2 separate regions of the Homo sapiens genome follow, and region 1 is linked to region 2. A link is an interaction called in ENCODE POLR2A ChIA-PET data of the cell type or tissue named here. Cell type or tissue: OCI-LY7. All regions are shown on one strand. Links, peaks and the distances in the headings refer to the core of each region. The heading gives the core; the rest is flanking DNA.

Evidence for each region. ChIA-PET counts read pairs that join two places held together with the same protein. Peaks named below come from ENCODE experiments on the same cell type or tissue, not always from the same donor. Only the 100,000 strongest peaks of a DNase experiment are listed, where the experiment ranks them.
Region 1: POLR2A ChIA-PET joins it to region 2 with 7 read pairs; 2 of 35 experiments call an interaction of 5 or more read pairs at or near these places.

The regions. Positions count from the first base shown.
Region 1 is chr1:40,261,666-40,274,348 of GRCh38, forward strand. It overlaps ZMPSTE24 (zinc metallopeptidase STE24), which reads left to right. Exons shown (of 10, transcript NM_005857.5): 3 at 6,121-6,207; 4 at 6,754-6,870; 5 at 8,310-8,462; 6 at 10,229-10,370. Among named protein-coding and RNA genes, the nearest start is that of ZMPSTE24, 9.8 kb to the left of the region's middle. RefSeq lists an enhancer at 10,925-11,024. In OCI-LY7, for the core only: no CTCF peak of the experiment used is centred there; no DNase peak of the experiment used is centred there.
Region 2 is chr1:39,987,057-40,004,580 of GRCh38, forward strand. No RefSeq gene overlaps it. Among named protein-coding and RNA genes, the nearest start is that of MFSD2A, 41 kb to the left of the region's middle. In OCI-LY7, for the core only: a CTCF peak has its summit at 9,123; a DNase peak (open chromatin) is centred at 9,075; H3K4me3 peaks cover 883 bases; H3K27ac peaks cover 1,575 bases.

The sequences.
Region 1 (12,683 bases), core at 7-2,506, 270 kb after region 2:
TATTGAATGAAATAATGTGGGGTTTTTTTGTTGCTTTTTTTGTTTTGTTTTGTTTTTGTTTTTGAGCAGTGTCTTGCTCTGTCGCCCAGGCTGGAGTGCAGTCGCACGATCTTGGCTCACTGCAATCTCCACCTCCCGGGTTCAAGCGATTCTCCTACCTTAGGCTCCTGAGTAGCTGGGACTACAGGCGCGTGCCACCACACCTGGCTAATTTTTTGTATTTTTAGTAGAGACGGGGTTTCACCATGTTAGCCAGGATGGTCTCGATCTCTTGACCTCGTGATCTGCCTGCCTTGGCCTCCCAAAGTACTGGGATTACAGTCATGAGCCACTGTGCCCTGCCACTTTTATTTTTATCATCCTGATCATCATCATCATCATTTCTCTAGAACTTTTAGATCTACTAGTACCACTAAGAGAAAGATTCCTAAATTTAAAAGAATTATGATCAGCTACCATCATTGTTTCATGAGTTAAAGAAACTGGCTTTATGTAGCTGTGGTAAATGACAGAATTGTCTAGCTCATCACAAAATTTTTCTTAACAAGTATGGAATAATAAGACTAGTGTGGTTAGATCCAAATTATTAGAAACTGCACTTATTTCTTCAAGGTGATGGAAAATGGCAATGCTTCTAGAAGAGTTAAATTTTGGTATTTAGAAAAATTAATAAATGATTTGGAAAACAAAGTCTCATTGGCTTTGGGGATACACAGCTATTGCTATTAAGTAATCTTTTCAATAAAGACTTGGCTTTAGTTAATTTATCTGAGCATTGCTTCTGTTAGGGACATGTCACAAGTAGGAAATCATCCTTCAGAGACAGATGGAAGTAGAAGTGGTTAATTTAGACACTATTCTTTTTTTTTTTTTTTTAAATAGATGAAAGAGAGTTTACTTATGTATTTATATAATGGCCTTGGTCCAAAAAAGACTAAAGGGAGCTCAAAAAAGAATTATAGTAACTTTAAAAAATACATTAAACATATCCAAGATCTTAAATGTATCATTCTCCCCAAAAGCTAGTTGCTTCCAAACTTGACTTAATATTTTGCATGTTTTCCCTCCATTGCTTGGTAAGTGTATTTGCCTCTTCTTTCTGCAGTTGATGTCTGACGGCTGAGTTTTGCTGTTTTGTCAACTGACATTTCCCCTTCTGTTTCACCAGTTCCAGAGAATTGTTGAACAACTTAACAACACTACCTGAAGAAGTAATACTCAAGAGTTCTTGTTCTATACTGATTAATAGCTCCCATATTTTCTTCATCTCTGAAAAGTCTGAATTCTCTGTTTAATAATGACAAGGCAATTAGATGAGGTAGACACTATTCTCTTTCTGATGTTTGCTTCTTGGAAGTCCTTTGACTTTACCCACTACAGGGCCATAGTAAAATAATAGGAAAAGCATTTTCAATCTCCTTGGTTGTCCCTGGTAAATAGTGCCAGGAAAGATAGACAGTAGCTTGGTAATTATGGTTGGTGACCATAGGAATGGCTGTTTGTTCTAGGGGATGACAGAAATAGGGAGAATACATATATAAAGTGAGAGCTTTGTAATGTACTGTGGCTCAAACTAGAAGCAGTACTGATGGGCTAAGGTTGGGAACAGTAATAGTTAATAGTCGTCATGATTTTCACTTCATACATAGTTTTTATATGTATTGTTTGATGTTTACAACAGTGAAGTGGAAAGGATAGGCATTATTATTCCCTTCTTATGAATGAGGAAGCAAAGGCTTGGATAAATTAAAGGGTTTGCATGTTTAATTGCCAAGGGACATGCTAATAAGTAGGATAACTGGGTTTCAAACTCTGTTCTGCTGAGTCTTTAAAATGACATTGAAAAATCCATTCTTGAAACTCTAAAGACTGCAACATGAATGTGCTAAATTTATCTCTGGGGATTTTCTGGCTGCATTTATGCTTGGCAGGAAGAATATTTTGGGTAACTTTGAAACCTTGTTTTGTTTGGAAACAAGTTCATTAATTTCTATTTTGTGTTGATTAGAATTAATAGGTTTGTATGTTTTGGTCACAGAGATCAAGTGAGAAGATTAGCTTCGACTTTTTTTTTTTTTTTTTTTGCCGTAGTACTTTCTACCTGAGGGAACCTAAATAGAGTCATTGTGTGGCCATTTATGGTTGCCACTGTTCACATAAATATGACACTGCACCCAGACAGAAAATTCCAGCCTCTCTGAGACACTTTCTCTAATATCTCACAGATATCAATAAAGGGCCCACTGAAGAAATGGAATGGCTGGGGAGCAGAGTAGGTCAGGGTCGAAAAGTTTAAATTGTTGCTTCTCTAATTTTTGCATGTTTCTATGTGAGCAGTTTCACCTTCTTGAGCCTAAGTTTTCTCATCTTTAAAATGAGAAGTGGGCTGGGTACGGTGGCTCACGCCTGTATTCCCAGCACTTTGAGAGGCCGAGGTGGGGGCGGATTACCTGAGGTCAGAAGTTTGAGACCAGCCTGACCAACATGGCGAAACCCTGTCTCTACTAAAAATACAAAAATTAGCCTGGCGTGTTGGCACATGCCTGTAGTCGCAGCTACTCAGGAGGCTGAGACACAAGAATTGCTTGAACCCGGGAGGTGGAGGCTGCAGTGAGCTGAGATTGCAACACTGCACTCCAGCCTGGGTGACAGAGTGAGACTCCATCTCAAAAATAAATAAAAATAAAATAAGAAGTGTGTGGATGTTAAGCCATACCTTGTATGGTTTGTGGCAAGGACTAAGTGAGTGAGATAGCGTAAATGAAGCTCAATGCGTAGGAATTACTTAGTCATTGGGTTTCTTTGGACAAGTTACTTCAACCTCTCAGTTAAAGTAACCTTTCAGTTAAAGAGTTTCAGTTGCCTCATCTATTAAATAGAGATGATTATACCCTTTTCCCTGCCTGTTTTTCAAGACTGTAGTAGTGAAGCCAGGCATGATGACTCAATCCTGTAATCATAGCACTTCGAGAGGCTCAGGTGGGAGGATCACTTGAGCCCAGGAGTTTGAGACCAGCCTGGGAAACATAGTGATACCCCATCTTTGCAAAAAAATTTTTAAAAAATCAACTGAGTGTGGTGATGTGCACCTGCAGTTCTAGCTACTTGGAGGCTGAGGTGGGAGGGTTGCTGGAGCCCAGGAGATGGAGGCTGCAGTGAGCTGTGATCACACTGCTGTACCCCCGCCTGGTGACAGAGTGAGATCCTGTCTCAAAAAAAAAAAAAAAAAAAAAAAGAATGTAGTGAAATAATATATGTCAAAGCGCTGGAATTATTTTTTCTGGGATCATTAATTTTGCCATAGAACAACCCTGGGAGCATGCTTAGTGAAATTGTCAACATAGAGACATTGTACAGTTCACCATGCTTTGTTTTTCAGTCCCCAAAAGAAACTAAACATGCTTTGTTTTTCAGTCCCCAAAAGGTTTGCAGTATCAGTTTTCAAATGCATTTATAGATCATTCAGAATTCATATTAAAACTACCCTTGATGCTTATTTAAATACTGGACTTTTAATAATAGTTGCTGTGGCCTTTACTAAAAGCATTATAAGTCCTTAATTATACATTATTTATTAGTATTGGGAATTGGCTGAAAGAAATACCATCCCAGGTCAATTAGATCAACAACTACAGCATATGTCAGACAGTGGTACCAAAGCATGTCTTTTGGGAAAACAAGGTTTATGTCTAAGATTGAATTAGTTGTAGTAAAGTGGAAATACCTGGAGGTAGTGTTAGGGGAGCCTTTTGAAAAGCAATTTATTGGGGCTGAGTGCAGTAGCTCATGCCTGTAATCCCAGCACTTTGGGAGGCCACAGTGAGAGGACTGCTTGAGGCCAGCCTGGGCAACATAGTGAGACCCCATCTGTACAAAAAATTAAAATTAGCCAAGTATGGTGGTGCATACAGTCCTGGCTACTTGGGGGGCTGACATGGAAAGATCCTTTGAACCCAGGAGTTCAAAAATTCAGTAAGCTATGATCATAACACTGCTCCCTAGCCTGAGTGACAGAGTGAGACTCTGTCTCTTAAAAAAAGAAAACAATTTATTAAAGCAATGATTTTCAAACTTTAGTGTACATCAGGTTTACCTAGAAACTGCTGGGCCCCACTTCCAGCTTCTGATTTGGTACATCTGGGGTAGGGCCTGAGACTTTGCATTTCTAAGAAATTCCCAGATGCTGTTGCTGCTGTCCAGAGACCATATTTGAGACCCATGATATTAAACCAATCCAATGTACTGGTAACAGTCTAAAAGATGGATAGTTTAAAGTGTGGGTGAGATTGTGGGAAAACAGAAACACTGGAGTACTGCTGATGGGAGTGTAATTTGTTATAAACACTTTAGGAAATATCCTGATAATACCAAATAAAGTTGAAGTCCACCATGGATGGATCTAAGAAAATTTAGAATATAAAAAGCAAATCATAGACTGATAAGTATAATATGATGTCATTTATATACATTCTTTAAAAGCATACATAAATCACTATATTATTTGTAGATACATGTATGAAAATGGGAATTAGATTGGAAGGGTACCCATGAAATATGATAGTACCAAAACCCCTCAAACCATGAGGAACTATGTCTGAACCAGTGGGAATATTGTGCTTCTAGTCAAGGAATGTGATTGATCATTGTGTTCCTAAGCTGCTGTCCTACAGAGAGAAAAAATAAATTGATTCCTCTTGACAAATGAGTTCCACAAAGTTGTATGTGTTTTGGGCGGTAGAATTCTTAAACATGCATTCTTCTCAAATTTTGAGCTGCTTCCTAGCTCCTAATGTCCTGGTTATTTAGTGAATGTCTGTGTTCACTTTATCTGCCCAAGACCAAGACAAAGGGTGGTGCTGAGGAAGAGCCTTCTCCTGTGAAAGCCGGGCCCCTACCTCACCTCTTCCTGACCCAGCAAAGACACAGATAATCCCATTCTGTTCCCCAGTTTAGTAAGTGGACATGACTCTCCACTTCTGTGCTTTGTTCTGATGGAAAAGGACTATTTTCTTTCACAGAAAAGACAATTATGGAGCCATATTAATGTGGTTCAAATTCCATTTCTATCACTCATTAGCTGTTGGATTTCGAACAAGTTTTTTTTTTTTTTTTTTTTTTTTTTGAGACAGGGTCTCATTCTGTCACCCAGGCTGGAGTGCAGGCACGATCATGGCCCACTGCAGCCTCGACATCCCAGGCTCAAGCAATCCTTCTACCTCAGCTCCCCCGAGTAGCTGGGACCACAGAATCATGCCACCATAATTGGCTCATTTTTGTATTTCTTGTAGGGACAGGTTTCACCATGTTGTCCAGGCTGGTCTCGAATTCCTGAGCACAAGCAATCTGCCTGCCTTGGCCTCCCAAAGTGCTGGGATTACAGGCATATGCTACCATACCCAGCTGTTTAACCTTTCTAAGTTTAGTTTGTGATTTTGTTGTGGTCTTTTGACAAAAGGTTTTTTTTTGTTTTGTTTTAGAACAGCTTTATTGAGATAATTCATGTACCATACAATTCATATACCATACAATTCATCCATATATAGTGTACAGACAAAAATGTTATATTAACCACCTAAATTTAGTATCTCAATGGTTAGTACTCATCTAAATGCATAATTTATGCTAAATGTGAAATAGGTCTATTTTTTAAAAAAATATTTTATTTTGTTATTTTATTTTATTTTATTTTATTTTATTTTATTTTATTTTATTTTATTTGAGACAGGGTCTCAGTTTATTGCCTTGCTGGAGTGCAGTGTCACAATCACGGCTCACTGGAGCCTTGACTTCCCAGGCTCAGGCAATCCTGTCACCTCAGTCCCCCAAGTAGCTGGGTCTACAGGTACGCACTATCAGGCCCAGCTAATTTTTAAATTTTTTGTAGAGATGGGGTCTCAACTCACCTTGTTGCCCAGGCTGGTCTTGAATTCCTGGCCTCAAGCGATGCTTCTGTCTCAGTCTCCCAAAGTGCTGGGATTACAGGCATGAGCCACCGTACTGGCCTCTTTTGTTTTTTTAATAGAGATGATTATTTTGTCCTTTCTTTCTTTATACCATGCTTTCTCATATGATAGTTTCTAGTACTGTTCAACTGTGATCAAAGTATGCTTTGTTTTATAGCTTATTCTTCTCTTTGGAGGAATACCTTATCTCTGGAGACTTTCTGGACGGTTCTGTGGTTATGCTGGCTTTGGACCAGAATATGAGGTATGTGATTCATTAGCATGTATTTGTCATGGTATTTCTTTTAGCTTGGCAGGCTTTCCACTAAAGTTAATTTTTTGGCTTCTGCCAATGTTAAGATTTGCCTCTCTGTTTGCATAGTCCTTGGTTACCCATGCTGTATTGGCATAACATTAGTTACAATAACAAATCCCAGAATATCACAGGCTTATTTGCAATGGTTTATTTCTCAATCACGTAATAGTCCAGTGTGAGTATTTTTAGTTATCAGGTGACTTTCTTCCATGTGGTAAGCCAAGAATCCAGGCTCTTTATCTTAGGGATTTGTCTGTATGATTTAAGGTACCTTTCATATAGTGCCTGTGTAATAAAAAAGGAATTGTTTTGTTTCTCATTTACTTCTCTCAAAAGTAAACTTTTTTGAAGGCAGGGATGATATTTCAGACCTTATGTTATCCATAGAATCAAGCATATTGCTTGGGATGTAGTAAGTAAGTGCTCAGCAAATACTTGTTGATTTGTTTGCCAGTAGTTCATAAAAACTGGATTTTTGTTTTTTCTTTTGTTTAGATCACTCAGTCCCTGGTGTTTCTGCTGTTGGCTACACTTTTCAGTGCATTGACTGGTTTGCCATGGAGTCTTTATAATACTTTTGTGATAGAAGAAAAACATGGCTTCAATCAACAGGTATAATAAAGAATACAAATGTTCTCTTTTAAATGTGAAAAACTTCTGTGCTTTTGTCCTGTACTGTTTATAATTTAAACATAATTTACTATTTCAGAGTATGAATTGAGAAAAAAGGGAACTACAGATATGGTAAAGATCATAGCTGAAAGTCTTGGGGGCCGCGGTGGCTCTGGCCAGTTGCCCTGGCACTCGGGGAGGCAAGGCTACATGTTCGAGGCCAACCTGGTCAACACTGATTTTAAAAAAAAAATACTTAAGGCCAGGCCCAGTGGCTCATGCCTGTAATCCCAGCACTTTGGGAGGCTGAGGCGGGTGGATCCCAAGGTCAGGAGATCGAGGCCATCCTGGCTAACACCGTGAAACCCGTCTCTACTGAAAATACAAAAAATTAGCCGGGCTTGGTGGTGGGCGCCTGTAGTCCCAGCTACTCGAGAGGCTGAGGCAGGAGAATGGCGTGAACCCGGGAGGCAGAGCTTGCAGTGAGCTGAGATCTCGCCACTGCACTCCAGCCTGGGTGACAGCAAGACTCCGTCTCAAAAAAAAAAAAAAAAAAAAAAAAGAAAGAAAAAAAGTCTTGACTGGGTACAGTGGCTCACGCCTGTAATCCCAACACTTTGGGAGGCTAAGGCGGGAGGATCACTTGAGTTCAGGAGTTCAAGACCAGCTTGGATAGTATAGTGAGACTTCATCTCTACAAAAAAATTCTAAAAGCCAGTTGTGGTGGCATGCACCTGAAGTCCCAGCTACTTGGGAGGCTAAAGCAGGAGGATTGCTTGAGCCCAGGAGGTTGAGGCTACGGTGAGCCATCATTGTGCCACTGTACTCCAACCTGGGCAACAGAGCCAGACCTGTCTCTTAAAAAAAAAAAAGAAATTTATGTTATAAACTCCTTTAGCACTAATATCTATTGTTTTTCAGCTACTAATCATTTGTTTGTTTGCGACAGGGTCTCGTTCTGTCACCTAGGCTGGAGTGCAGTGGCAGGATCATGGCTCACTGTAGCCACGACCTTCCAGATTCAAGCAATCCTCCCACCTCAGCCTGCCTAGTATCTGGGACTATAGATGAATTATACTACACTGGGTTAATTTTTTTATTATTATTTTTAGTAGTGACAGGGTCTCACTATGTTGCCCAGGCTGGCCTGGAACTACTGGGCTCAAGCAATCCTCCCATCTAGGCCTTCCAAAGTGCTGGAATTACAGTTGTGAGCCACTGCACTCGTCCTCAGTTAATAAGGTTTAAATGAATTTTCAGCTGTAAAATGCAAGACATTTACCCATTGTCTTAAGCTGCCTAATGTCATATAATATAGTTTCACTGCATGTTAATTTTAAAAATTGCTTTAATAATGTATCCTTTGTATTTATTTATCAGTTATTTTAAAAAGCAGAACCAGTTTCTCAGTTTCTTGTGGTAATGTTTTCTTTTTGCAGACTTTGGGGTTCTTCATGAAAGATGCAATCAAGAAATTTGTTGTGACTCAGTGTATTTTGTTGCCTGTGTCTTCACTTCTACTTTACATTATTAAAATTGGGGGTGACTATTTTTTTATTTATGCCTGGCTGTTCACATTAGTTGTGTCTCTGGTGAGTAAAATCTTTATTTCGTTTTCTTTTGCAAAAGTTCCTTGGTGAGATTACTGTAATCTTCATTGGCATGTAAACAGTTCTTAAGAAGCAGCTGAAATATAAATAGGTGCTTATATACATTTCCCCCTTGGTTTCTGCTTTTGATTGTAGACACAGGAGTATTGACTGACCATAAATTTCCTTCTCCTTATGCTAACTCTTCAGGTCATAGAAACTAGTTGTTAGTCACTTTTAATGATTCAGTTGTCAGGCAGTTTTGGGTTGTGCATTTGCGAGTTGCCACCAGAATGACTAAGTGTGATAATTTAATGACTCCTGACTGACCTCCACTGCCTAAAATCATGGTTATTTTGAAGAGAAATGAGATTTAAGAGGGACAAGAGAAAGAAAGCATATACTTAACTGGCTTTCTTCTGCTTCCCTTCCCTTGCCTTTCCCTTCCACGTTAGACACTCTCTCCCTTCTTTGCCCCATCTGCTTCCCCTTCCCCTTCTATCTTTTACCCATTCTTCTTCCTTTCCTTCTCCTGTCTTCCCTTTTCTCCCCAACTGCCACCTATTCCTGCCTCTCTTCTCCTTTCCTTTTCCCTCTCACTCTTTTCCCCCTGATTTTTCCCTCCCTCACATCTCCTATTCCTCTTCTCTTTCCATACTCTCAAGTGCTTCACAACACAAACACTACAACGCAGTCAAAATGGTCTGTTCAGGGCCAGGCACAGTGGCTTATGCCTGTAATCCTGGCACTTTGGGAAGCCAAGGTGGGAGGATTGCTTAAGCCCAAGAGTTTAAGACCAGCCTGGGTAACACAGTGAGACTCTGTCTCTACAAATAATAATTTTTAAAAAACCCAAATGAAAAAACCCAAAGTGGTCTGTTCAGTGCACCCAGAAATTATCATCTATCAGCTCTTCAGCTCCACTGATGAGGTTTATTTTATTTTAGAGATAGGGCCTCCCTGTGTTGCCCAGGCTGGAGTACAGTGGCTATTTCACAGGCATGATCATAGTGCACTACAGCTTTGAGCTCCTGGGCTCAAGCAGTCCTCCTGCCTTGGCCTCCTGAGTAGCTGGGACTACAGGTGTGTGACACCATGCCCAAGCTGAGGTTTATTTTAGTCTGAATTACATAATGCTCATTGTTTCATTTTCCATTGATGGGATCAAGATCAGAAAATGGGCGCTAGTTGGATTTACAGGTATCTATTGTATGGCAAATTAAAGTAAGATGAAAAAGAGCAGAGAAAATGCTCTAAAAATGCTTAAGGAAGTGCTATTTCAACCACATTGTACAATTATGAACTACAGGTAATTAATTTTAGCTGATAAGCCAACCAAGTAACAGCACACAATCAAGTTCTACTAATTCTTTTTTGGGAAAGACTTCAGGTCTATTGTGATTACGCTAAAAGGTAGAACTGCGTGTTATGATTGACTCATGAAGCATCAGAAATCCCCAAGATAGTTTTGAAAGGACTATACTTATTACCACCTAGAGATTTTAATCACTGTTAGTAGCATTATCCTTTAAAATAAAATTCATAAGTTTACTCTGTTATCAGACTACTCATTTCAATTTAATTCATCAGACAGATATTATGCTCTTACTATCTGGTACTATTTGGGCCTGGGAATACCAGAGCAAGTAAGTTCCTTGTTCTCAAGTTTGAGGTCAACATAGTTGTTTTAATATAATTTAATCTGTATAATAAAGAATGTTTTTTCTTTAAGAACATGTTCATATGTTATTCTGACATTTACTTTTCAGGTTCTTGTCACAATCTATGCTGATTATATTGCCCCTTTATTTGACAAATTCACACCTCTGCCTGAGGGAAAGCTTAAAGAAGAAATTGAAGTAATGGCAAAGAGTATTGACTTTCCTTTGACGAAGGTGTATGTTGTGGAAGGTAAGGCTACCTGGGGATAAGAAAGTTTTATCCAAGTGGTTTGTTTTATTTGATACTTTATTCTTAAAATTTTAATAAAAGAATTAATCAGTTTTTGTTTTTTTCTTTTTAAAATTTGTTATTTAAAGGCTAGGAGTTTACCTTTTGGCTTTTTAAGATTTACAGAAATTGATAACATAGGCCAGGGATAGAAACTGGTGGCTTGATACCAAATCCTGCTCTTGTCTGCAGCTATGTTTGTTTGGTTTTACAGTATTGTTTTAAATTTTTGGCCAAGGCTTTTTCACTCTCTGTTATGTTATCTTATATATTAGACTGATTTATTCACTTCTGTTATCTGCCTAGTTCTTTTAGGTAGTTAAGTTGGACTCTTGAATAGTCAAATTCTGTTTAGTATTAGTTTGGAGGCTCTTAAACAAAGCCAGTGTTATTGGCCTTGTCTCCTCCAAGAAAATATCCAGTGTTCTGGAGGACTCACCTGAAGATTGATTACCAAAGACTGCAGTACCACTGAGTACTGCAGATTTGTTATACTCTGCTTTTTTGATGATTACTTTTGAGATTTAAGTGGTCTCTTGACCGTTACTCAAATCTTGACTTCCCATTAACACCCAGTCTATTACTTTCTTTGAGACTTTGGTAGTTGACTATTAAAGTCTCAAAGAAGACTACGGAGATGTAGAGAGAAACTGTTGTAAGGTTCTATGACTTTCAGAATTTATAAAGTCCATATAAATGAATGTAATAGTTCTGTTCCTGCCACTTACCAGTTATAGGATCTTGGACAAGTGACTTCACCCTTCTGGGTTTCAGTTGTATTTCCTCTAAGCTATGGTTTCACAAATGTTTTTTGTAAAGGGCTAGATAGTAAATATTTTAGCTTTGCGGGCCACTTGTTCTCTGTTGCAACTATTCAGTGCTACTATTATAGCGCAAAAGCAGCCATAGACAATACTAAACAAATGAGTGTGGCTGTGTTCCAATAAAACTTTATGAAAATAAATGGCAGATTGGATTTGGCCTGTGAGCTACAGTTTGCTGATCCCTGCTCTAAAATAAAATATTACCAGTGAGAAGCAGCAGTGTTAGATGAAGGAATAGAAGCAGAAACAATCACAGGGTTAGAGGAGAACAGAGATGGTCACAACTGAAAAGAATGAATCAACAGCAACTGGAAGAACATAGAAATTTCAGACATCTGGCTGGGCGCTGTGGCTCACGCCTGTAATCCCAGCACTTTGGGAGGCCAAGGCAGGCGGATCACCTGAGGTCAGGCGTTCGAGACCAGCCTGGCCAACATGGTGAAACCCTGTCTTTACTAAAATACAAAAAATTAGCTGGGCGTGGTGGTGCGTGCCTGTAATCCCAGCTACTTGGGAGGCTGAGGCAGGAGAATCGCTTGAACCTGGAGGTGGAGGTTGTGGTGAGCCAAGATCAAGCCATTGCACTCTAGCCTGGGCAACAAGAGCCAAATTCTGTCTAAAAAAAAAAAAAAAAAAAAAATATATATATATATATATATATATATATATATGTCAGACATTTAGTGGCTCCTGAGGATATACAGCCCAACTAAAGGCACGATTGGAGTAGCTTAAAAGTCTGTGGAGAAATGGTAGAATAAGCCAGTTCATACTTACTTCTTTAGCCTCTGAAATAACTACTCTTTTTTTTTTAGGTAATATTAAACTAGAAATTTAATCATTAATCAGTACAACAGAATAGTCTCTAAGCTGCTTTTACTGAAGGAGCAACCTAAGTTGCTGATCCCTTAAGTTACAATCAGATAACGTGAAATAATAGTTAATGCTATGACAGTGGAGGTAGTCAATAGAATATGTGAAATATATCGGTGCTATTTTCTTTTTATCTTTTTTTTTCCCCCTACAACATCCAGAGTATGAGAGCTATTTTCATTTTAGATAAAATAGTCAGGGAAGGCTTTATGGAAGGTTATGACCTGAGCTGGGTGTTAATGGGAAGTCAAGATTTGAGTAGGTTGGGGGCAGCATTTCAGACGTCAGGCTTCAGGGTCAAAAGGCTTGGGTTTGAATCATAGCTCTACCACAGATTACCAGTGCTGGGCTTGGTGGCTCCAGCCTGTAATCCCATCTACTGGGGAGGCTGAGGTGGAAGGTCAGGAGTTCGAGACAAACTACTTGTGTGACTTTGCGCAACTTAGCTTTGCCAAACAGCAGTTTACTCACCTATAATGTATGTTTTAATTGTTGTTAACAACAGTAACAATTCTCAAAAATATTTTGAATGAATGAATGTTGTTGCTGACAATAACAACACACATTACATATTTGT
Region 2 (17,524 bases), core at 7,912-10,411:
CAGGCTGGTCTCAAACTCCTGGACTCAAGAAATCCTCCCACCTTGGCCTCCCAAAGTTCTGGGATTACAGGCATGAGCCACTGTGCCCGGCCCTGTCTCCACTTTTTCTACTCCATTCTCCCTTCAGCCCATTCCAATCCACTTACCCTAACCACACGGAGTGCTGTAAAAGGGAGCAGAGAAATGGGGCAGTATCCATAGAGGTTGTATCTGAGAGATTGAACTCAAACACAATGAGGTTTGGCCCCCACCATTACATTAAAACTGCTCTGTCGGCTGGGTGTGGTGGCTCACACCTGTAATCCCAGCAATTTGGGAGGCCAAGGCGGGTGGATTGCTTGAGGTCAGGAGTTCCAGACAAGCCTGGCCAACATGGCGAAACCCCATCTCTACTAAAAATACAAAAAATTAGCTGGGTGTGGTGGCACGTGCCTGTAATCCCAGTTACTCAGGAGGCTGAGGCAGGAAAATCGTTTGAACCTGGGAGGCAGAGGTTGCAGTGAGCCGAGATTGCATCACTGCACTTCAGCCTGGGTGACAGAGTGTGATTCTGTCTCAAAGAAAAAAGACATGGACCGTTTTCTTGCATATCCACAAGGCCATGATTATACCTAATAGAATGTGAAATTGTTTTTTGGTGTTATTTAATACACAGTCTATAGTTATACTTTCCCTAATTCTCAGGTATGTCTTATTACAGTGGGTTTATTCAAATTTGGATCCAAAAAAGGTCTACATATCGCATTTTGTTGTGCCCTTAAAATCTTTTTAATCGCCAGCAGTTCTCCTCCCCACCCTTTGTTTTTTATGCCATTGACTTATTGCAGAGACCAGCTCAATTGTCCTGTAGAATGTTCCACATTCTGGACTTACTCTCTTTTTATAACGAAGCTTTTGTAACTTGGCCCTTTCCTGTCCTGAAATGAAATTCAGAGATAATGTAACTACTGTGTTTGTTAGAGCCTGGCAGGAAACAGATGGAATACTTAAGCCAAGTCCAATTGAGGCCAGTTTAATGAAGGGATTATTGCCAAAGATGTGGGCAAAGTAAAGAGAACCAACAAGGAACTGTGGAGCACTGGAGAGAGTATCTGCCACCCTTAGGCCTGAGGGGCCAACATGAGGGAATGGTATCTCGCCTTGGCTGAACCCAGCGGGAAGCCACTGGGCAAGAAAGCTGGCTGATGCCATCTGTAACAGTCAGTCTTCTGGGGCAGGAAGCAAGGTATGGAAGAGCAGAGTGGATCTGGAGGGGCAAATGGAGAATACCCCCTCACAATTATCTGCATACATAATTTCCTTTTTTTTTTTTTTTGGAACAGAGTTTTGCTCTGTTGCCCAGGCTGGAGTGCAATGGTGCGATCTTGGCTCATTTCAACCTCTGCCTCCAGGGTTCAAGTGATTCTCCTGCCTCAGCCTCCCGAGTAGCTGGGATTACAGACACACGCCATGATGCCTGGCTAATTTTTGTATTTTTAGTAGAGAAGAGGTTTCACCATGTTGGCCTAGCTGGTCTTGAACTCCAGACCTCAGGTGATCCACCTGCCTCAGCCTCCCAAAGTGCTAGGATTACAGACATGAGCCACCACACCCGGTCTACATACATAATTTCAAACAAATGAATTTAATTTCCTAAACGTAATACAAAGAAAAATAAGAGGAAATGAATGCATACAAATATTATATGCTTGAACATGTAAAAATTACACACAACTTTATCAGAAGCCCAGTGTAAACATCAGATGCTTGTGGTCATTCCTAGAATCAGTGGGCCTGTCAAAGTTGCTACCGGCAGACCAATCCGGGAGAACTGGACTGGCAGCTCCAGCAAGCAGTGTGTTGTTGATTTTCTGAACAAAACAAAGCACACTCTTTCATCAATTACATGGAAGTGGTGTTCCTGGGAAACCCAGTGTATATGAAAACCATACAGAAAATACTTTGGTTCATGTGGAAAACAGAGTTAGATTCTAGGATGAGATAAATAATAAACATCTTTTTCACCAAATGAATGTCTGACAGGACAATTGAGAGTCTTATGGGATGTGAGTCAACTTCTGTAGTGCAGGGTTGTTCTGTGTATTGCAGGATGTTTAGCAGCCCTGGCCCCACCCACTGAACCCCCCTGTAGAGCTCCTTACCCTAATCATCATGACATCCTCCCCCATCAATGTTGTGCCACGTTTCCAGAATTTTCTCTAATGAGTAGGTCATACCAGTGGAGAATCATTGGTCTAGGTGATCTCCTCTGGTCCTGCGGATTTATTAATACATTCACTGTCTTCAAAACTATTTATTCAGGCTTATCCTCTCTGCTGAATATGCACATTTATACGTGATGTTTCGATTTACACCATTAACTGGCATCTCAATATTTATTTATTTATTTTTATTTTGTGTATTTATTTATGTTTTGAGATGGAGTCTTGCTCTGTCGCCCAGGCTGGAGTACAGTGGTGTGATCTCGGCTCACTGCAACCTCTGCCTCCCAGGTTCAATCAAGTGACTCTCCTGCCTCAGCCTCCCGAGTAGCTGGGATTACAGGCATGCGCCATCACGCCTGGCTAATTTTTGTATTTTTAGTAGAGACAGGATTTCACCATGTTGGTCAGGCTGGTCTCGAACTCCTGACCTCATGATCCGCCCGCCTTGGCCTCCCAAAGTGCTGGGATTACAGACGTGAGCCACCGCACCCAGCCTCAAAATTTACATGTCAAAACCAAAACCTTGAATCTATTCCCCAACAGATACACCCCCATCCTTCTCTTCTCCCAGATTTATTTTAGCTTAGTATGTGGCAATTTAATTCTTCTACTTTGTTCAGGCCAACAATATTAGACTAATTCCTGAGACCTCTCTTTTTCTCATGCCCCATATCTGATCTATCAGTCAATTTAGTTGGCTCTACTTTCAAAATGCGTTCCAATTTGACCACTTTTTATAATCACTGCCATCATTATCACTACCACCCTGGTCCCAGCTATTGTCATCTCTCCCCAAATGGTTACAACAGCCTCCAAAATGGTCTCTATGCTTCGACTCTGGTCTCTACTTTCTATTTGCAACATGCCAGCCAGTGTGACTTTTTTTTTTTTTTTAAAAAGACTGGATCTCGGCCAGGCAGGGTGGCTCACGCCTGTAATCCCAGCACTTTGGGAGGCTGAGCAGGGGTGGATCACGTGAGGTAAGGAGTTCGAGAACAGCCTGGCCAACATGGTGAAACCCCATCTCTACTAAAAATACAAAAAATTAGTCAGGTGTGGTGGCAAGCGCCTGTAATCTCAGCTACTTGAGGGGCTGAGGCAAGGAGAATTGCTTGAACCTGGGAGGCAGAGGTTGCAGTGAGCCCAAGATCACGCCACTGCACTCCAGCCTGGGTGACAGAGCGAGACTCTGTCTCAAAAACAAACAAAAATACCACAGACTGGGTGGTTTAAACAACAGAAATTTATTTCCTCACAGTTCTGGAAACTGGAGGTCTAGGATCCAGGTGTCAGCAGGTTTGGTTTGCTCCCGAGGCCTCTCCTCTTGGTCTCAACTTCCTCACCTCAAGTGATCCGCCCTCTTTGGCCTCCCAAAGTGCTGTGACTACAGGTGTGAGTCACTGCACCAAGCCCAAATTTCCTCTCATAAGGACACCAGTTAGATTGGGTTAGGGCCCATCATAATGGGCTCATTTTAACGTAATTACCTCTTTAAACATCCTGTCTCCAAATATAGTCTTAATCTGAGGAACTGGGGAACTGGGGGTTAGGATTTCAACATAGAAATTTTGAGGGAATGCAGTTCAGCCATAACCACCTTTATTTATATAAGGAATAGGTGTTCACGGGTCAAACCAAGGGAAGGGCTGCTTATTCTCACGGCCCAATAACGAGATGCAGATGAATTGGGAAAGGAGGGAGTTTATTTCTGTAACTGGGTACAGGGAGAAGGCCTGGAAAATATCAACAGACGAACTCAAAATTACAGAGTTTCCAGAGCTTATGCACCTTCTAAGCTATATGTCTACGTGTAAGTGTGCATTCATCTAAAGACGTGAGTGATTAACTTCTCCTGTAACTGAGATCTGAGTCCTGAAGACCTTCCTCTGGAGCCTCAGTAAATTTATTTAATCTAAATGGCTCCCGGTGCTGGGGTGATTACCCTTATCTTGTCTCCTGCTAAATCATGGAGGTTTGGGGAGTTCCTTCAGACTCTCAGTAAACTTATTCGTGGAGGTCTGGGGAGTTTCTTCAGACCCCTAATGAAACTTATTTAATCCTAAATAAGTCCTGTTAAGAATTGCTTCATTGGCCGGGTGGTGGCTCACACCTGTAATCCCAGCACTTTGGGAGGCTGAGATGGGCAGATCACGAGGTCAGGAGATCGAGACCATCCTGGCTAACACGGTGAAACCCCGTCTCTACTAAAAATACAAAAAATTAGCCAGGCATGGTGGCGGGCGCCTGTAGTCCCAGCTACTCGGGAGGCTGAGGCAGGAGAATGGCATGAACCCGGGAGGCAGAGCATGCAGTGAGCTGAGATCATGCCACTGCACTCCAGCCTGGGAGACAGAGCGAGAGTCCGTCTCAGAAAAAAAAAAAAGAATTGCTTAATTATCTTGTCATGCTTCAAGGCTCAGGAAAGTCCTGGGCAAAACTCTTGGTGAGCTTTTGTTACATTCCAGCCTTTGTATAAGGACACTGCCTCTATCAGCTTTTAATATGTAACTCAACCCCTCAGTCAGTGCTGAAACATTTGTTATGGAGGCCTGGGTTAGTGAGACCTGGTCTGCCATGTAGGTGCCTCGTATTAACTAGAGTCGTTAATATTGTTGTTTGAAAGTTAAACATAGATAAAAGAGTGTATATGAATTTCACCGACTAGCCAAAGGTATAGACCAGGGATGTCCTATCTTTTGCCTTCCCTGGGCCATACTGGCAGAAGAAGAATTATCTTGGACCACATGTAAAATATACTAACACTAATGATAGCTGATGAGCTAAAAAAAAACAAACTCATAATGTTTTAAGAAAGTTTACAAATTTGTGTTGGGGCACATTCAAAGCCATCCTGGGCTGCATGTGGCCCGTGGGCCACGGGATGGACAAGCTTGGTGTATACCATACCAGATTGTTGGCATCTCTGCCTCATTCTCACTTCCTCCTGTGCTTTCTCCTATGTTTTGGGAGCTAGAAGCCTCGGAACTATATTTCTTAGCCTCCCTAGACAGGATTCTAGCCTGTATGCTGCAAATGAGAGGTGCTTATGTGAAATTTGGATGGCAGAAGGACAGGAGAGGCCATTATAATTCTATTGGTGGTGAGTAGGCCTAGGGCTTCAGCAGATAGAGGATGAGAGATTGGGGTGCAGCTTCCAGACATCCTCCTGTGAATCACCCACTTTGATGCCTTTGGCAGATGAGATCACTTTGTGGTGGTTTCTTGTGATTTCTGTATTTCCTCATTTCCTAAATATTAGCAGATATATATTTTTTTGCTACAGGATTCTTTGCAAAATACTTCTCAAAATCGAATATTATCACTACTAAGCCTTCTTCCTCTTCATCAATTACATAGGTGTGGAAGCCCCACTGGACAGGCCAAGTTGGAATAGCCTGGTTCCCCAACCAGAAGTAGAGGCATGGAGCAGTTTTCTTTTCTTTCTTTTCTTTTTTTTTTTTTTTTAGACAGAGTATTTGCTCATATTGCCCAGGCTGGAGTGCAATGGCGCGATCTTGGCTCACCACAACCTCTGCCTCCCGGGTTCAAGCGATTCTCCTTCCTCAGCCTCCTGAGTAGCTGGGATTACAGGCATGTGACACCACGCCCAGCTAATTTTGTATTTTTAGTAGAGACAGGGTTTCTCCATGTTGGTCAGGCTGGTCTTGAACTCCCGACCTCAGGTGATCTGCCCGCCTTGGCCTCCCAAAGTGCTGGTATTATAGGTGTGAGCCACCGCACCTGGCCCGGAGCAGTTTTCATAACACCCTCTGGGCTTAGGTTTTCACACTCTTCCCAAGGAAACTGCAACAGGTGGTTGGTTGCAGGACATACAGGGTGACGGAACAAGCATTGAACTTAGGATCAGGAGACCTTAGTTCCAGGACCTACTATGTAATTGCTACATCAAGAGCAACACCTTTGACTTGTTGGGTCTTGGCCATGTGACCTGATACAGAAATACAGACTTTTACAACTATGTATATTTTCCTCTTTTCTTTTCTTTCTTTCTTTTTTTTTTTTTTTCCGAGATGGAGTTTTGCTTTTGTTGCCCAGGCTGGAGTGCCGTGGCACAATCTCGGCTCTCTGCAACCTCCGCCTCCCGGGTTCAAGTGATTCTCCTGCCTCAGCCTCCCAAGTAGCTGGGATTACAGGCATGCACCACAACACCCAGCTAATTTTTTATTTTTAGTAGAGATAGGGTTTCTCTCCATGTTGGCCAGGCTGGTCTTGAACTCCTGACCTCAGGTGATCTGCCTGCCTTGGCCTCCTAAAGTGTTGGGATTACAGGTGTGAGCCACTGTGCCCGGCCTATTTTCCTCTTTTCTTTGTTATGTATATGTTTGCATATATTAACCAAAATTTTGCCTCTCCTTTTCTTCACTACCTTATACAGGAATTATTGGTAGTGGTTAACTTTGTGACATATGAAATAGCAAGGAGGAGAAAACAAATGTGGATAATAGATAACATTTACATACTGCCTTCTATGTTTGAGTCATTATTCTGAGACAGATCCACTCATTTAACCATCATAAAAACTGTATGAGAAAGCTACTATTCAGTATTATATTCCTGTCTTTTTTTTTTTTTTCTGAGATGGAGTCTTGCTCTGTCACCCAGGCTCGAGTGCAATGGTGCGATCTTGGCTCACTGCAACCTCCGCCTCTCAGTTCAAGCAATTCTCCTGTCTCAGCCTCCTGAGTAGCTGGGATTACAGGCACGCGCCACCACACCTGGCTAATTTTTGTATTTTTAGTAGAGACGGGGTTTCACCATGTTAGTCAGGCTGGTCTCGAACTCCTGACCTCATGATCCGCCTGCCTCAGCCCCCTCCAAAGTGCTGGGATTACAGGCATGAGCCACTGCATCCGGCCTATATTCCTGTTTTATAGTTGGGGAAACAGATACTGATAAACTTACCCTGCTCACCCAAGCAGTCTATGTCCTCATTGGGGCTTTTAATTGTTAATCTAGCCAGGCATGGTGGCTCACGCCTGTAATCTCAGCACTTTGGGAGGCCAAGGCAGGTGGGTCATTTGAGGTCAGGAGTTCGAGACTAGCCTAGCCAACATGGTGAAACCCCATCTCTACTAAAAATACAAAAACTTAGCTGGGCGTGGTGGCACGCACCTGTAATCCCAGCTACTCGGAGGCTGAGATAGGAGAATAGCTTGAACCCGTGGGAAGGAGGTTTCAGTGAACCGAGATCATGGCACTGCACTCCAGCCTGGGTGACAAAGTGAGACTCCGTCTCAAAAAAAAAAAATCATTAATCTATATGGCCTCTTGTTACATGAAAACATGTGATAAATTGGTATTGACTTATAGTTTGGAAATGACTGATTTGGGATGTATTGCTCTCTATTCCAAGTTCTGTGACTCCCCAAATGAAGTAGAAACCCAGTGGGACCGGGAACTAAAGATATCAGGAATCCCGTTGTATTTCCTCCTCTCATAAGTGGCTCTTCCTCTGTCTGCACACCACCGCTCAGCTGCTCGTTCCACATGGCAGGTAGAAGAGGCCAGCCCACAGCTCCCAAGTATGTATCTCCTCCGTTCAACCTTCCCAGATTGAATTGGATACTCCTGATTCTAATTACAGATTTGTGTGTGTGTGTGTGTGTGTGTGTGTGTGTGTGTGAGAGAGAGAGAGAGAGAGAGACATCACAAGAGTGAGAGTGATATTGCTGGTCCAATCCCTGTGGCAGAGTCATCAAACACACACTTGGTATGTAGGACTGCCCACCTGGGAGTGAAGCGGGCAGACACCTCAGGAGGTGGGTGTTTTGGGTATTTTAACTCTGTTTGATCGTAGAAGTATTTAGGTCCTATACCATTGTTTTCACCCGCTGAGGGACAGTAATATGTCTCTCCTGAAGGGAAAACATCTTTCTACTCCAGGCTCGGTGGCTAGCTCAGCTATAGCAGAAATGCTCTACCATACTAGCAGCCTGAAGTCCTGGGATTAACTTACAGTTCACAAGGTACCGGCTGTGTGACTTCAGGCAATTTATATAACCTCCCTGAGTCTCTGTGTACTGATTTCGGAAGAATCAGAAAATGCAAACAATTGCAACTAGAAAAAGAAAACCACACTCTTGGCTGGGCACAGTGGCTCATGACTGTAATCCCAGCACTTTGGGAGGCCGAGGTGGGTGGATCATGAGGTCAGGAGTTCGAGACCAGCCTGGCCAACATAGTGAAACCCCCGTCTCTACTAAAAATACAAAAATTAGCCGGGCATGGTGGTGTGAGCCTATATTCCCAGCTACTCAGGAGGCTGAGTCAGGAGAATCACTTGAACCCGGGAGGCAGAGGCTGTGGTGAGCCGAGATCGTGCCACTGCACCCCAGCCTGGGCAACAGAGTGAGACTCTGTCTCAAAAATTAAATAAATAAATAAATACAATAAAAAGAAAACCTCACTCTGTGTCCCCTTCTTTCTCCCTTTCTCTAGGCTCCTTTTTATGTAATACACACAAGCACAGACTGCAGGAGTCTAGGTTTAGTTTCAAAGCTTTGGCAGTGCCTTTATGTCTTTGTGTAGAAAAGGGAGAAGCCATTTAAGAGGTACCTGACTCTTCAATAGGCTTGCTTATTATCCCCAGCAGGCCTAAGGGAGCACAGTTTTGAAAAGCCAAGGATCAAAAAAAATAAATACAACTTGTTCTGTGTTGCAAAGAGAAGTCCTAACTCCATGGCGAGGGAGGCAGCTTTGCAAATTACAAGGGTAGAGGGAGTGAGGTCACTAGGGCAGGAACAATTTGTAAAACCCAAGTGTGGAGAACTGTGTAAACCTCCAGGGGAAGGTAGGTGAGGAGGTGTTATAAAGGACTGGTGTGGGAGGGGTAAGTTCCCCTTCCTGTTCTGACAGCTGGAGGCAGCAGGGCTACCTCTACCCCACAGGGCCCCTTGGTGCAAGTTATAAACAGGTGCCCCCTCTCTGAGTGGCGCAGCTCACAGTTTGATGAGAGGAGTGTTGGCCAGGCACCATGAGCACTGCATGACTCCCAAGGCTATGCTCCATGGCCTGAGTGGCAGGCCTCATTGCAAATCAGTGGGCTGCAGAGGAACATCTGCCAACAGGCATAGATCCAAAGGGAGATGGAACAAGGGCAATGCCCAGGACTCTCCCCATCTCCAGACATGCCTTGTAGAATGAGAAGAGGAGAGACCAAGCACACAGGTTTTATGTGTAGCCCAGCTCTCTACCCTCTGAGATTACTTAAAATTGCCTCTAACCTCCAATCCCAGACCCCATGAAGGAAACCCACAGACTCTTCAAGGATCCCATGAACTCCCATGGATTCCATTCTCACATGATCCCTCTTCTTTTGGGATTCCACACATATGATCTCATTGCTTTCTCCAAGTTGTACAAATACTACTCATACTAAGCATTCATATGGGTAGCATGTATTATGAAAGATTTGGAGGTGGAGTACAGGGAGATGATGAAGGAAGTGTTTAAATTGAAGTGATGTACACTTAAACTTTGCATAAGGATCAACTCCAATCTTAATTTTTTTTTCAGTTGTCCTACTATTCTAAGGGTTTCTCACTAACCTTTAACTCTGTATCTTTTAAAATGTTCCTGGCTTCATTCTCTCCCCTTCCCATTTCCTCTTTCCTCTAGAACTGCCCTCTGTACCCCAAAGTGGTTTTCCTCTATTATGCTGAGCAATTTTGCTCTCTCCAGTTCTGAACCTCCAACTTGAATATTTGAATCCATCATGTAGGGTCTTATATTTAATGGAATCCATCCTCTGTAATACATATGATACAGCTATAAAAACCTAAGGAAAAAAACGTTGGCTTTATTCAACCATGCAACTTGCCTGGGAACCTCCTCAGTTATGTGATTTTTTTTTTCTTTTTCTTTTGAGATGGAGTCTCGCTCTGTCACCCAGGCTGGAGTGCAGTGGTGCAATCTTGGCTCACTGCAGCCTCTGCCTCTTGGGTTCAAGAGATTCTCCTGCCTCAGCCTCCCAAGTAGCTGGGATTACAGGTGCACGCCACCACAGCCAGCTAATTTTTGTATTTTTACCAGAGACGGGGTTTCACCATGTTGGCTAGGCTGGTCTTGAACTCCTGACCTCTCAGGTGATCCGCTTGCCTCGGCCTCCCAAAGTGCTGGGATTACAGGTGTGAGCCATGGTGCCCAGCCAGTTATGTGATAATTAATAAGTAGGAGGGAAGCACAGAATATTAGGTAAAATTAGAAGCAGAGTGACTTTTAGCCAGACTGGAAACTTGAGTTATCACATGGACTTCCACACTGCTGGGAAATATATAATGTTCTGTGTACCTGTTTAATCATTAATATATTGATATTTTATTAACTTGATCTCTAAGTAGAAACTTTACAAGCTGGGCGCAATGGCTCACACCTGTAATCCCAGCACTTTGGGAGGCCAAGGTCGGTGGATCACGAGATCAGGAGTTCAAGACCGGCCTGGCCAAGATGGTGAAACCTTGTCTCTACTAAAAATACAAAAAAAAAAAAAAATTAGCCGGGCGTGGTGGCAGGCGCCTGTAATCCCGAGGCTGAGGCAGGAGAATCGCTTGAACTCAGAGGGCGGAGGTTGCAGTGAGCCGAGATTGCGCCACTGCACTCCAGCCTGGGCAACAGAGTGAGACTCTGTCTCAAAAAAAAAAAAAAAAAAAAAAGAAAGAAAGAAACTTTACAAAATCTTCAGTTTGCCAGTCCCTGAAGTATGGAGGAGATGAAGTTGAGTTTTGTGGATCTGAAGATTATATCGTTTTGGCAGGTGCTTTTTTATGGTTAGTCTTAAACATAAAAAAAATTACTGAAGGCATACTTCAGTAAATCTTTAAGGTCCTGCTTTAGAGATGATGAAGGGGAGGCTATTGTTAGCACCTGGGAGGTACTAATGCTGGTTAAGTCGCTTTGTACAATTTTGCCTAAGACTGGAACTACTTAAGTAACTACAAATCCTGGGATTACAGGCACGTGCCACCATACCTGGCTAATTTTTGTATTTTTAGTACAGACGGGGTTTCACCATGTTGGCCAGGATGGTCTTGAGCTTCTGACCTCAGGTGATATGTCTGCCTCGGCCTCCCAAATTGCTGGGATTACAGGCGTGAGCCACTGTACCTAGCCAGTTTTTTGTTTGTTTGTTTTGAGATGCAGTCTTGCTCTGTCGCCCAGGCTGGAGCGCAGTGGCACAATCTCAGCTCACTGCTGCAACCTCCACCTCCCGGGCTCAAGCGATTCTCCTTCCTGCCTCAGCCTCCCAAGTAGCTGGGATTACAGGTGCCTGCCACCATGCCTGGGTAATTTTTTGTATTTTTAGTAGAGATGGGGTTTTGTCATGTTGGCCAGTCTTGTCTCAAACTCCTGACCTCAAGTGATCTGCCCACCTTGGCCTCTCAAAGTGCTGGGATTATAGGCATGACACTGTGCCCAGCCACTTCTAGTTAAGTTCAATAAGCCAAGTTCAGTTTAATAAGCTGCGTTCCAAGAAGTTGAAATGCGTCATGCCCAGATTTCAGTGGTTCACAGCCCATATCTTCAGTGGCAGAGAGACAAGACCAAGTGGAACTATCTATTGCAAACTGGTGTCCGTGTTGTTCTGTGAAGAAGGGATGATCAAGTGAATATGCAGTTTCACCATCAAGATATTTAGGAACATCTTTCCCAATGGGGTTTCACTGATATCCATGCAGCCAGCAATCTGTCAGAATTCTTAGGAAGGACTCAGAGCAGTGTTTGCTGTGTTAAGAGTATGAATCCTCTCCCTCTCCCTCTCCCTCTCCCTCTCCCTCTCCCCCTCCCCCTCCCCCTCCCCTTTCCACGGTCTCCCTCTCATGCGGAGCCGAAGCTGGACTGTACTGCTGCCATCTCGGCTCACTGCAACCTCCCTGCCTGATTCTCCTGCCTCAGCCTGCCGAGTGCCTGCGATTGCAGGCACGCGCCGCCACGCCTGACTGGTCTTGGTGGAGACGGGGTTTCGCTGTGTTGGCCGGGCCGGTCTCCAGCCCCTAACCGAGAGTGATCCGCCAGCCTTGGCCTCCCGAGGTGCCGGGATTGCAGACGGAGTCTCGTTCACTCAGTGCTCAATGGTGCCCAGGCTGGAGTGCAGTGTTGTGATCTCCGCTCGCTACAACCTCCACCTCCCAGCCGCCTGCCTTGGCCTCCCAGGGTGCCGAGATTGCAGCCTCTGCCCGGCCGCCACCCCGTCTGGGAAGTGAGGAGTGTCTCTGCCTGGCCGCCCATCGTCTGGGATGTGAGGAGCCCCTCTGCCTGGCTGCCCAGTCTGGAAAGTGAGGAGCGTCTGCGCCCGGCCGCCATCCCATCTAGGAAGTGAGGAGCGCCTCTTCCCAGCCGCCATCACATCTAGGAAGTGAGGAGCGTCTCTGCCCGGCCGCCCATCGTCTGAGATGTGGGGAGCGCCTCTGCCCCGCCGCCCCATCTGGGATGTGAGGAGCGCCTCTGCCCGGCCGAGACCCCGTCTGGGAGGTGAGGAGCGTCTCTGCCCGGCCGCCCCGTCTGAGAAGTGAGGAGACCCTCTGCCTGGCAACCACCCCGTCTGAGAAGTGAGGAGCCCCTCCGCCCGGCAGCTGCCCCGTCTGAGAAGTGAGGAGCCTCTCCGCCCGGCAGCCACCCCATCTGGGAAGTGAGGAGCGTCTCCGCCCGGCAGCCGCCCCATCCGGGAGGGAGGTGGGGGGTCAGCCCCCCCACCCGGCCAGCCGTGCCGTCCGGGAGGGAGGTGGGGGGGTCAGCCCCCCGCCCGGCCAGCCGCCCCGTCCGGGAGGTGAGGGGCGCCTCTGCCCGGCCGCCCCTACTGGGAAGTGAGGAGCCCCTCAGCCCGGCCACCACCCCGTCTGGGAGGTGTGCCCAACAGCTCATTGAGAACGGGCCAGGATGACAATGGCGGCTTTGTGGAATAGAAAGGCGGGAAAGGTGGGGAAAAGATGGAGAAATCGGATGGTTGCCGTGTCTGTGTAGAAAGAAGTAGACATGGGAGACTTTTCATTTTGTTCTGCACTAAGAAAAATTCTTCTGCCTTGGGATCCTGTTGATCTGTGACCTTACCCCAACCCTGTGCTCTCTGAAACATGTGCTGTGTCCACTCAGGGTTAAATGGATTAAGGGCGGTGCAAGATGTGCTTTGTTAAACAGATGCTTGAAGGCAGCATGCTCGTTAAGAGTCATCACCAATCCCTAATCTCAAGTAATCAGGGACACAAACACTGCGGAAGGCCGCAGGGTCCTCTGCCTAGGAAAACAAAGGTTCACTTGTTTATCTGCTGACCTTCCCTCCACTATTGTCCCATGACCCTGCCAAATCCCCCTCTGTGAGAAACACCCAAGAATTATCAATAAAAAAATAAATTAAAAAAAAAAAAAAAAAAAGAGTATGAATGCTGAGGCCGGGTGCAGTGGCTCACGCTTGTAATCCCAGCACTTTGGGAGGCTGAGGTGGGCAGAACACCTGAGGTTGGGAGTTTGAGACCAGTCTGGCCAACATGGTGAAAACCCGTCTCTACTAAAAACACAAAAATTAGCCAGGTGTGGTGGTGCATGCCTGTAATCCCAGCTACTTGGGAGGCTGAGGCATGAGAATTGCTTGAACCTGGTAGGCAGAGGTTGCGGTGAGCTGAAATGGCGCCACCGCACTCCAGCCTGGGCAACAGAGTGAGACTCTGTCTCAAAAAAAAAAAAAGTATATGGATGCTGATGACATGAGATGGTTAGGACAGAAGATTTCTCATCCCGTAAGCAACCTGATAACCTCGTACCAGCCAAATGGAAGGCCACAGGAGCTTTGCATTTGCTGCTCCCTTCCCCTAGTTCTTCATGTCTCCTATTCCTGGTAATTGTCATAAAACCTAGGAAGAGGAACTGAAAGCTTGCTTTCAAACAGGTGGAGTCCTTTAAGAAAAAGAATACAACCGGGCACGGTGGCTCACGCCTGTAATCCCAGCACTTTGGGAGGCCGAGGCAGGTGGATCATCTGAGGTCAGGAGTTCGAGACCAGCCTGGCCAACATGGTGAAACCCCATCTCTACTAAAAAATACAAAAATTAGCCAGGCGTGTTGGCAGGCGCCTTAATCCCAGCTACTTGGGAGGCAGAGACAGGAGAATCATTTGAACTCGGGAGGCAGAGGTTGCAGTGAGCCAAGATAAAGCCATTGCACTCAAACCTGGGGGACAAGAGCAAGACTTCTCTCAAAAAAGAAGAGAAAAGAAAAAGAATACAAAAGTATGAATACAAAATTAGGTACAAGTTCTTGGAAAAGTGTTTTGCAAGTAAGGGTTCTTAAATTTTAAGCTTCCTTAGCTTCATGGTAAATATGCCTCTAAGCCTGCCTGAGATTTGGGAAACTTCTTTCTGCCTGCTTTATTTCTGGCCATCAGTCCTTCTGGAAGGCAATGTGGAAAAGGACCAAATTCCACCATATTAATTACTGCTGAATGGGTAGCATAACATCAGAGCAGGAAGCCTGGATCATCACAGAAACCAGCCTTTCACTAGCTCATTAAAGGTCAACTTTGAAATGAGAGAAACAAGTAGAAATAGCAAGAATCTATCCGGAAAACATCCGGGTTATTATGACTATTTTCTCAGCATTATGCTGATTGTTCAGAGGTTGTTTGTACTGTATTATGAAGTGTGGAAAAGAGCCAAGATGATTAGGCCAACCTCTGTTATTTATAAGTTCCCTTGGCAGTAAGATCTCCCTCCTTTTTTTAAAAAAAAAAATTAATTTGCTAGGGATGGAATATCACACCATTTTTAATGAGATGGCCCCTGGCTTGCTATAGTATAGCCAGGGATGACACAGAAGCTATGTTTTCCAGCTATCTTTTTTTTTTTTTGAGATGGAGTCTCGCTCTGTCACCCAGGCTAGATTGCAGTGGCTGATTTTGGCTCACTGCAACCTCGGCCTCCAGGGTTTAAGCAATTCTTCTGTCTCAGCCTCCTGAGTAGCTGGGATTACAGGCGCTGGCCATCACACCCAACTAAATTTCATATTTTTAGTAGAGACAAGGTTTTGCCATGTTGGCCAGGCTGGAAGCTGTCTTTTAAATTGACCTGTGACTATATATCTGATGTGATCTGATTTGTATTTTGAAAAGTTCCCCTAGCTGTTGTGTGGAGAGCTGATAGTGGGGACAAGAGTAAAAGCAGGCAAATGAGTTAAGGGGGTATTGCAGTGGTGTAGGCAGGAGATGATGTGGGTTTAGCGTTGGTAGGTGGGACTTCTGATAAGTGGTTGGATCCTGGATATCTTTTGAAGGGAGAGACAACAGGACTGCTAAAGAATTGAACGTGAGGTGGGTGGGGTGGGGGTTGAGAGATGGGAGGAAAAGAGGATTGAAGGTTGCTTCCTAGAGTTTGGCCTGACCTAGTAGATGAAATTACAGAAAAAAGGAAGATGGCTGGGCGCAGTGGCTCATGCCTGTGATCCCAGCCCTTTGGGAGGCCGAGACGGGAGGATCACTTGAGGTCAGGAGTTCGAGACCAGCCTGGCTAACATGGTAAAACCCCATCTCTACTAAAAATACAAAAAATTAGCTGAGTGTGGTGGCACACGGCTGTAATCCTAGCTACTCGGGAGGCTGAGGTAGGAGAATCGCTTGAACCCAGGAGGTGGAGGTTGCAGTGAGCCAAGATTGTGCCATTTCACTCTAGCCTGGGCGACAAGAGCAAAACTCCATCTCAAAAAAAAAAAAAAAAAAGAGAAAGAATAAAGAAAAATGGAAGATGAGGGTAAACACATGTTTGAAAAAGACAATTGAGAATTCTTTTTTTTTAAAGTGAAATAGTTTACTAAATTGATTGAGTCTAATTCAAGAATTCTTTTTTGATCATGAAATTGACCAGGTCTATGACTCCACAGTCTAAGGGATACCTATTCTAAACAATGTAAATTTTCAAGTCAATCACTAAAATAGTCATCAATTAAATACTAAGCTCTATAAATGCCAATGCAAATGATATATTCACAGAAATAAATTTTATTTCTATTACCCTGACATAGAGAAAGCCATGTCGAGTCAGTGTTATAACTAGGTCAGCATAACCAAATTCCACTTCCTCTGGAGACTTTCAAGGCTTAAAAATAACATATAAGAAGAAGTAAAACTCAAATAACCACTGTATTTGTGGGCCAAGCAATAATATGTAAAATGCAACTCTTGAGGTTTCATTATCAACAGTAGACAATTCTGAATGATAATCTTAAATGGGCAAGTCTGATATATCTTCATTAATCAATTAATTTCTTTATTTTTGTAACTATCTCATATGCAAGCAAAAAATGCACTCAACTCCTTCCAAAAGGAGACAATTCATGTCCGGTTATGGCATTCATCCCTTCCCTGGTTACATTCATTCATTCAACACACATGTAATGAATGCCTACTATGTACCAGCCACAGTGCTAGTTTATGGGAACACAATTATGAGCAAGACAATCTATGAAGCTCGTAGTCTAGTTGGAGAGACAGAAAAGTAAACACACAGAACATTCAATTCAACATCTGCTGACTATATAATCTGAAGATGTTCTTGTAATAAATATTTAGAAATGCTGGCCAGACTGGGCACAGTGGCTCACGTCTGTAATCCCAACACCTGGGGAGGCCAAGGCGGGTGGATCGCCTGAGGTCACGAGTTTGAGACCAGCCTGGCCAATATGGCGAAACCCCTTCTCTACTAAAAATACAAAAATTAGCCGGATGTGGTGGCAGGTGCCTGTAATCTCAGCTACTTGGGAGGCTGAGGCAGGAGAGTTGGTTGAACCTGGGAGGTGGAGGTTGTGGTGAGCTGAGATGGCGCCACTGCACTCCAGCCTGGGCTACAAGAGTGAGACTCCACCTCAAAAAAAAAAAAAAAAAAAAAAAAAAGAAAGAAAGAAAGAAAAAGAAATGCTGGCCAAAATTTAAAGAAATGTAGAATGAAGTTGGAAGAAAAAAAACATCTCCAGGGTCCAGAGTGAAGAAAGAGCTGAAACCAGACAGATAAATAGTTTACTAAAGTGATAGAAACTGATCAACTTAGAGCAGAAGATGTAGCTATGCTGGGGAAGGGCTATAATTCCAACAATCTAAAATATTCTAGGATATACCTAATATGGGAGGGGACTACACAAAGGCATGGATCAAGAGGTGAGAGTCATTTGGTGCTACCTTGAAGGCTGAGTTCCACAACCTACCTGGCAAAGCGCTAAACCAACTGATGTGCTGGCCAATCAATGGCAAGACAATGTGATTGGGTGGGGGATGAGAGAAGTCATAAGTACCATGATCAGTTCCATGAATGAGGACTGTAGCTTCTACC